2 separate regions of the Homo sapiens genome follow, and region 2 is linked to region 1. The links are chromatin contacts, found by Hi-C or POLR2A ChIA-PET in ENCODE. All regions are on one chromosome and are shown on one strand. Each heading gives the region's core, a stretch centred on a gene start or an enhancer-like site at or near the end of the contact. The rest is flanking DNA. Distances are from core to core; before and after follow the strand shown.

Evidence for each region. A loop is a pair of places that touch in the nucleus more often than their neighbours do. ChIA-PET counts read pairs that join two places held with the same protein, here RNA polymerase II (POLR2A). Pooled maps may share reads with other maps.
Region 2: a pooled map shows a loop between it and region 1 (4-fold over the local background). The contact joins the enhancer-like site here to the promoter of UHRF1 in region 1. A Hi-C loop is called at or near these places in 3 of 50 pooled maps. POLR2A ChIA-PET finds 5 or more read pairs at or near these places in 2 of 52 experiments (A549 and activated CD4-positive, alpha-beta T cell).

What each region holds. Positions count from the first base shown.
Region 1 is chr19:4,907,697-4,912,069 of GRCh38, forward strand. UHRF1 (ubiquitin like with PHD and ring finger domains 1) reads left to right here and starts at 1,805. Exons shown (of 17, transcript NM_001048201.3): 1 at 1,805-1,959; 2 at 3,180-3,342. The coding sequence starts at 3,190. It also overlaps a transcript of ARRDC5 not described here. RefSeq lists an enhancer at 838-1,744 and silencers at 1,564-1,643, 2,144-2,663.
Region 2 is chr19:5,575,600-5,579,972 of GRCh38, forward strand. It overlaps the pseudogene SNRPEP4. Among named protein-coding and RNA genes, the nearest start is that of TINCR, 9.8 kb to the left of the region's middle. Within about 2 kb of position 2,597, at least 4 of the 41 ENCODE cell types and tissues checked have a DNase peak (open chromatin) inside an H3K27ac peak, as active enhancers do.

The sequences.
Region 1 (4,373 bases), core at 555-3,054:
GCCTGATCTTTTTTTTTTTTTTTTTTTTTTTTTGAGACTGAGTTTTGCTTTTGTTGCCCAGGCTGGAGTGCAATGGCGCGATCTTGGCTCACCACAACCTCTGCCTCCTGGGTTCAAGCGATTCTCCTGCCTCAGCCTCCCGAGTAGCTGGGATTACAGACATGTGCCACCACGCCAGGCTAATTTTGTGTTTTTAGTAGAAACGGGGTTTCTCCATGTTAGTCAGGCTGGTCTCGAACTCCTGACCTCAGGTGATCTGCCTGCCTCGGCCTCCCAAAGTGCTGGGATTACAGGTGTGAGCCAACGCGCCCGGCCCTTGGCCTGATCATTGTAAAGCCTGCTTCCACTTTCCCATCTCCTTTGACTTTGACCTTTTGTATCCCTTTTTCACTTATTAGGACCTTTTAAGGACATTGTGCCCACCTGGATCACCCAGGAGACGCTCCCCAACTCAAAATCATTAACTGAATCACACCTGCAAAGTTGCAAAGTCCTTTTAGCTGTGTAAGGCACTGTATTCACAGATCCTGGGGGCGAGGACGTGGGGGTCTAGAGACGCATATCTTCGGGGGCCATGATCTGTCTCCTATATTAGGGACATAGCAGAAGTCCCACTGACCAGATAGAGGAGACTTAATAGAGTGACGAAGAAACTGTAAAAAGCTAAGTGGGAACTCAACATTTTTCTGCTCACAGCTCTCAAGGGAAAGACCAAAGTCCTCCCCGGTGGCCTTCAAGGTATTATATATCACCCCTCTGACCTCAACTCCCCCTCCCCTTTGCTCAGTGGGCCCCAACCACACCAGCCCCTTCCTGCTCCCTGGACACCTCTAAGCCTTTTCCGGCCTCTGGGTTTGACTTTCCCTCCTAGACCCATCTGTCCTTGGAGTCTCATCTCCGATTCCAGCTCAAATGTCATCTTCTCTGAGAGGCCCACCGCAGTGGCCCCAGTGAGAGAGTATCCTCTCTCCCCGCCTCCCACCACATGGCTGCTGGTCACTCTCCTATAAGGAATCATCTGAAATTATCTGCTTTAGTTATTCATTTCTTGCCTGTCTCCCCCAGATAGGAATTTTCCCTCCCTGAGACCACCAACTGGGTCTGCCATGTACACCGCTGGGTTCTGCAGCTCTGAGCAACCTGTCCGGCTGCTTTGTAGGTGCCCAGCACAGGTCACTCCTGTGCCCGCCAGGACTGGTCAGAGTGGAACAGACAGGGCGGAGGGGGCAGGGCAGCCCTGCCCGCCTGGACAGCCTGGAGAAGGCGGGAAAACGAGGCGGGAAAAGACAGCAAACAAGCCCTGCGGGTGGGTAGAGTGGGGAGCCCTGGCAGGCCCTGACGCCAGGCAGTGGGGCTTGGGGCGATCGGGCGAGCCATCAGGGTGCAGGTGGTCTCCTAGGGGCCCCCCACATTCCCTCGCAGTATTTACACATTGATTCCGGCCTTCTTAGACCTACTGGTCAATGCGTGCGAGTGGGGGGCTGCGAACGGACTTGGACTTAAGAGTTCAGGGGGTCTGTACCCTGGGGGTCCCCAAGGCTCCTGGGGTGTCCACGTGCGGGGGGTGACCAGGCCCTGCCACGCAGCCCCTTTGCACGCTGGGCGCGCCCAGCAGAGCGCGCAGGGCTGGGCGGAGCCGTGGCCCACTAGGCGGAGGCGCCGTGGACAGAGGCGGGGGCGCCCCCCACCCTCTTTCTCGCTTCCCGCCACTGCGTCGGCCAATCAGGAGGCAGGCGCCCGCCCCCGGCACGGCCTCCTGCGGCCCCGCAACTCCCAAATGCCGAGTTTTCGCGGGAAAAAAATCAGAGCAGCTGGCAGCGCGGCGGGCAGCGTTTGCCGAGCGGGCGCTCCGGGTCGCACGCAAGTCCGCGCGGGGTCCGGGCCACGCACGCGGTTTCATCGCCATCCCCAGCCGGGCCACGCGCGCAGGCAGACAAGCTGTTCGCGGCGACCGGAGAGGTGAGCGGGCGGGCCGGGTCGGGGTGCCAGCCCGGGCCGGGCGCACGGGGCTCGGGAACTTTGCAAAACTTTCCCGCGCGGCCAGCCCGGGCGCACGCATGTCCCGCACTCTGTCCCGGGATCCAGGGCCTCCCCTTCCACCTAACCCTCGGGAATCGTTCCCCGGCACACATCCGGCTGGAGCCGGGACCAGCGCTGCGTCCCCGGAGCCCGGCGGGGGGTCGAGCGCGCCGGGTGGGGGAGGGCCTGGCGAGCCGCCGGGGAGGATGTCAGGCTCCGCGCCTGCGCGCGGGGCGCCCCGCGATTCAATTGTCGCGCCCGAGCCCGATTTCGCGCGCCCTGAGTTCCCCGGGAGCATCTGGGCCAATGGGGAGCGAGCGGGGCGGGGCGGCCGGGTGCTGCGGAGCCAATAAGAGGCGGCTCAAGTGAAGGGGGGCGGGACTTGACGAGCGGGGGCCCCCTCTGTAGTCCCGGCGGCGGGGGTGGGCGTGGGCTCGCTGGCGCGACCCGCGCGGGCCAGTGGGAGTGCGGGAGGGACGCCGAGGGTCCAGGGTTTGGAGGGGCGCGAGCTGCCGGGGGTTGGAGGTCGAGGTGAGTCGCGGGGCGCGCGCGCTCGCGGGTGGCCGGGACGGGGCGGCCGGTTACCATGGCCACCGCGGGGCGGGCCCGGTCGCGCACGCGCGCGGGGGGGGCCGGCAAGGAGGGGGGGCGTGGGCACCGAGGGGTCCCGGGGTCCGCGGATCTCGGGTGGGGTTTTTCCCTCTCAGTGGCACTTGGTTGAGTTCCCCCGGGACTTCTGAAGTTCCGGCCCGCGCTGGACTTCTGGGATTCCCTCTTCCGTAAATAGGAATCCGAGGAATGAATGAATCAATGAATGAATGAATAAACGAACCAACTCGGCCACTTGGCCCGGGCCTCCTTTCTCCTCTGGTCGTGGGGAAGGAGGGATGGGTTGGACCTTCTGCTTTTCTTTCAATTCCCTCTTTTCATTCTCCTTCCTCCTCAATCTTCAACACTTGGCTAGTCGTTAATGCCTTAAGTGCTTAATTTGTTGTGTCTGGTCCTGGCCAGGGTCTGGCTGTACAGGAGGACTGGAAGGGCATCCTGGGAGTTTCCTGGTGTCCACAGGCCGGACAAAAGCAACCCCGACTCCTTAGAGCATGGCATGGCTCAGAGGTGCTGGTAAAACTGATGGGGGTTTTTGCTGTCCCTCCCCTCAGCGCCGACACCATGTGGATCCAGGTTCGGACCATGGACGGGAGGCAGACCCACACGGTGGACTCGCTGTCCAGGCTGACCAAGGTGGAGGAGCTGAGGCGGAAGATCCAGGAGCTGTTCCACGTGGAGCCAGGCCTGCAGAGGCTGTTCTACAGGGGCAAACAGGTACACCCGCCGCCAGCACCTTTGTTCTATGCCTGGTCCAGGCCTCGCGCCTCTGCAGCCACCAGCCGATACTTTCTCCCTCCCACCTCCCCCCCCAACAACCTCGTCCGGTCCCACTTCATCTCTCCCGGAAGGAGAAGTCCACAGAAACCTCAAATGCCTGCGAGAGGAAGGAACAAAGGGAGGACTCACAGATTGACACGCTGGGCTGGCGGCTGGCCCTCGAATCTATAGGGTCTGGGCTTTTAAACTTCTTTTTTCAAAGCTCCGCCTCAAAATAATGGCTAGAGAAAGAAGTTTTGGAGGTGGCCGATGGAAGGCTGAGGAATTTTCGAGAAAGGGCCCAGGACCATCTGGTAGCTAGGACGGAGGGGACCAGGTTTTCTTTTTTAAACATCCACCACCAATTGCTCTCAGCCTGTACCGGTTAAGCATCAGACCCTGCGAGTGTTTGTTTCTAAAAATTTGGATTAGCTTATTCAGAGTCTGGAGATGGCGCTTGCTAATCAGGAATTTCCGCCACCCTGAGCCTGCTGTGCTGCGGCTGCTGCTGACCTGGGGCGTGTGGTCCCCGAGGGGTCCACCGACCCTCGTCTCTTTCTCTGTTCTGTCTCCAGCCCCTCGTTGCATTTAAAATGTCCCCCTTTGATTTCATAGCTGCCACGTTTGGGGCGCTCCCTCCATTGGCACCTGGGGGTGGAGGTGCTACTTTGGTTGGTGTTTTTGTGGGGGACTGTGGGACCTACTGGGAGTGGGGTTTCCCGGCAGGATGAGACAGTGTGATCGAAGGTGTAGGTCCCATCTGCTGGAGTTGGTTGGACCGTGGGGACGGGCGTAGACTACTGGAACTGGATTAAAAGTCGTCAGTTGAGCTGCGTGTACCCCACTGTGTTGTTGTTGGATTTTGAACCGGGTACTGCTGCCATCTGGTGTCTAGGTTGGAAAATAAACACTGCGCCCGGCCAGGGGTTTTTGGGGGCTGGGAGGATCATGCCTGCTCACTCCAGATGAGACCTGATGATTAATTTCTC
Region 2 (4,373 bases), core at 1,347-3,846, 670 kb after region 1:
GATAAGTTAGTACCAAGTCCCATCTTTCTGGAGGGCGAAATGGCAAAGTATATTGAAAGTCTTTGATGGAAAATAACCATAATGACTCACATTTGTTGAGTGACAACCTCATTTATTATCTTTTCCCCATCAGAACAGAAACTCCCCAACGGCTATTTTGTCTGTTCTATTCACCGCTGAGTTCCCAATGTCTGAAACAACTCATGCCCCTGATTTTTATACCCAGCATGATCCCGTCTACTCAGTTTTCTGAAGTTTGAGAACCGCTGAGCTGAGCTAAAAGGAAAGTTTTTATGCAGACAGACGTCCAAGCATCCAATCTATTTAGGCCTTTTTGACAACCCTCAAGTTCTTAGCAGTGAGTGAAGAATTCTCAGGGGCTCCCCACTGACCCATAGGTTAATAGATGTGCTTGTAGTTATTAGAATTAAATGAGGTGATTTTTCCTTTTTTTTTTTTTTCTTTGAGGGAAGGTCTGGCTCTGTGTCACCCAGGCTGGAGCAGAGCGGCGTGATCTCAGCTCACTGCAACCTCCGCCTCCTGGGCTCAAGTGATCCTCCCACCTCAGCCTCCCGAGTAGCTGGGACTATAGGTGCACACCATCCCGCGTGGCTAATTATTGTATTATTATTATTATTGTTGTTATTGTTATTATTATTATAATTATTATTTTGTAGAGACAGGGTTTTGCCATGTTGCCCAGACTGGTCTCGAACTCCTGGGCTCAAAACTAATCTGCCCACCTTGGCCTCTCAAAGTGCTGGGATTCCAGGCGTGAGCCATCACACCCAGCCTGAGATAATTTATCACATTGAGTCTTTAGCATGCTCCAGGAGTGTTCAAGGTTTTATAAACCTCAACTCACCTCATAGCAATGCTATGAGATAGATGCTAATATCAAGCCCATTTTTTTTAACACAAACAATCCCATAGTATTTATTGCCATCTTGTAGTAACACAACGGTAATCAAAACAATATGAATAAATCTTCACATTGGACAAAGGACATCTAAAAACAAACTGTATCCTTCTCAACAATTTCTCACTTCATTGATCATTTCTAGTTGGAGACACTTTGCAGCAGAGTAATATTACCTCCTTTTAGCATGATCCGACCCAGTTGTTTTCTTGACTTTGTTTTAGAATGAATCTCTTCTGCATCATCTAATACAAGGTTCATATACTCATCAAAACCAATGATACAGCCTTCTATCCGCATATTCACTTGCTCATAGAGCCACACCTGAATCCGCGATCTATTTTGTAAGTATCTGAAGATGAGGCTGATGGGCTGCACCATAACCTTCTGCACTTTCTGGCCCTGGCCACGGTACGCCATGGTGGAATTTCACCCATTTTTTTTTTTTTTTTATAATTTATTTTGTTTTGTTTTGTTTTTTGAGACAGAGTCTCACTCTGTTGCCCAGGCTGGAGTGCAGTGGCGCGATCTCGGCTCGCTGCAGGCTCCGCCTCCCGGGTTCAGGCCATTCTCCTGCCTCAGCCCCCCAAGTAGCTGGGACTACAGGCGCCCGCCACCACGCCCAGCTATTTTTTTTTAGCAGAGACGGGGTTTCACCATGTTAGCCAGGATGGTCTCAATCTCCTGACCTCGTGATCTGCCTGCCTTGGCCTCCCAGAGTGCTGAGATTACAGGCGTGAGCTACCGCGCCTGGCCCTAATTTTTTGTACTTTTAGCAGAGACAGGGTTTCACCGTGTTAGCCAGGATGGTCTCGATCTCCTGACCTCGTGATCCGCCCGCCTCGGCCTCCCAGAGTGCTGGGATTATAGGCGTGAGCCACCGCGCCCGGCCCTAATTTTTTGTATTTTTAGTAGAGACGGGGTTTCACCGTATTAGCCAGGATGATCTCGATCTCCTGACCTTGTGATCCGCCCGCCTCGGCCTCCCAAAGTGCTGGGATTACAGGCATGAGCCACCGCGCCCGGCCGAATATCAGGCCCATTTTACAGATGAGGAAACTGAATGCATAGCATGAAGGCAGTACCCGAGCCAAGGCCTGGCACATAGTAGGTGCTTAGTTTGAGCAGGATCTAAATCTCGTTTGGTCAGACCCACAGACACACAGCTCCATGAACAGTCGCTCCTGTCTCTCCAGGGGACCCCAGGAAGCACTTCATAAATATTTCAGTTCTTGAATTCTTTGGTGACTCTATACAGAGCCGCCAGGAAAGGTGAGCAGGGGCGGGAGAGGCAGCTTTCCAAGGGGGGCGGAGACATGAGGCACACATCAAGTCACTCGCCAGCCCGGATACACCAAAATGTACACAGCATGAGGAGAAGTCAGTCACACAGAGACACAGACACACCCAAGGCAAATACAGCCATGATATGTAGCAAGAGAAAAATGAGACACGTAGTCACATGCGCAGAGACACATGCCCCCCAGAGCAAACACAGACACACACGGACACACGCCCCATGACAAACACAGATGCACACAGAGAGACACACGGCCTTAAGCCTCACACACGGAGATTCACCAGATCCACACCCCAAGACAGAAGCAGGCACGTCCACTCCTGAGACCAATACAAACTCACTCTAAGAGAAGCACAGACACAACCAGGGCCTTCGCCTACCGGGGGCCGGGTTGGGAGGCTCTGGAGACCCTCGACCCTTGAGGAAGCCCCCATTCCAGCCTCCACCTGCGCCTCCAGGGCCTCCCACAAAGGTGGTGTTGGGCCCGTGGGGGAAACGCTGGGCGGGCAGAGAGATGGGGGCTTCCGCGGCAGGAGGGGCCCAACCGGGTCGGCTGCGTTGCAGAGCGTGGCTCTTGGGCGCCACCTAGTGGGCACATGGAGTAGAGGGCCCGGCTGCCCCAAGTGCAGATCCACATCTGTGCAGGTCCTGGGTTCATCTGTTTCTGCTTTTGTCTATTTGCGTCCCTGTGTGTGTGCGTCTGTTTCACTCTGTGTCTCAGTCTCTGTCTCTCTTCTCCCTGAATCTCTCTTTTTCTGTGTCTCGGTGTCTTTATCTCTCCATCCCTCTTTTTTCTCCCCTTCCCTCCCCCACGGCTTCCCCCACCTCCAGAGCCTGAGGCTTCGTCAATAAGCAAGCCAGGCATCTCCAGTGACCCAGCACACCCCACTTATAGCCGCATCTCTTGGGTCCCGTCCCTCAACGGCGTCTTGGTCCCCATGAGTGTCCACCTGCTATGACTCAGCCAGGGGCTGAGTGAGTGGGGGTGTGATACCCAACGGACTCTCACTCTGTCGCCCAGGCTGGAGTGCAGTGGTGCAACATCAGCTCACTGCAACCTCCACCTCCCAGGTTCAAGAGATTCTCCTGCCTCAGCCTCCCGAGTAGCTGGGATTACAGGCATGCGCCACCATGCCCTGCTAATTTTTGTATTTCTAGTAGAGACAAGGTTTTGCCATGTTGACCAGGCTGATCTCGAACTCCTGACCTCAGGTGATCCACCCACCTCAGCCTCCCAAAGTGCTGGGATTACAGACATGAGCCACCGTGCCTGGCTAATTATATCTATTTTTTAATACAGAGTCTCGCTCTGTTGCCCAGACTGGAGTGCAGTGGTGTGATCTCAGCTCACTGTAACTTCCACCTCCCAGATTCAAGTGATTCTCCTGCCTCAGCCTCCCGAGTAGCTGGGATTACAGGCGTGCACCACCACACCTGGCTAATTTTTGTGTTTTTAGTAGAGATGGAGTTTCACCATGTTGACCAGGCTGGTCTCAAGTGATCTGCCTGCCTCGGCCTCCCAAAGTGCTTGGAGTACAGGTGTGAGGCACCATGCCCAGCTGTGCCCACCAGTTCTGCCAGCCTGCTTGCTCCTATGTTCTGGTCTTTGGAGCAGGGATCCCAAAACTGGAGGCGGCTTGTGGCCCCCCCTGCTGTGTCTTTGTCCAAACAGAGCCAGGGCCCTGAGTCCAGTGTGGCTCGCCCCTCCTTCCCCAGGGCTGGCTGGTTCTAGCTTCCTGGAGGTGAAAGTGGTCATGGCATGGGGAGACCGGGGACACGGGGACAGTGAGGATTTGGATCTCAAGCAAGGAAAGGCCTGAAGAGAGACATTTGAGTGTTACCCTCAAACCCTTCGAGGAGGGCTGGCTCTCTTCTTCTCAAGAAGAAGAAACCCTACAGGCTGGTGGTCCCATCCCTGATCAGCCACTGCGGCCCCAGGTCCCCATGTTCCTGCCTGCTCTGTTGCTCAAAGGTGCTAGGCCAGGTGCATGGCTCATGCCTGGAGTCCCAGCTGCTCAGGAGGCTGGGGCATGAGGATTACTTCCAGGAGCTCAAGGTTGCAGTGAGCTATGATCGCGCCGTTGTACTCCAGCCTGGGCAACAGAGCAAGATCCCATCGCTCCGAAAAACAAAAAAAAGGGTGGGAGGCGTGTC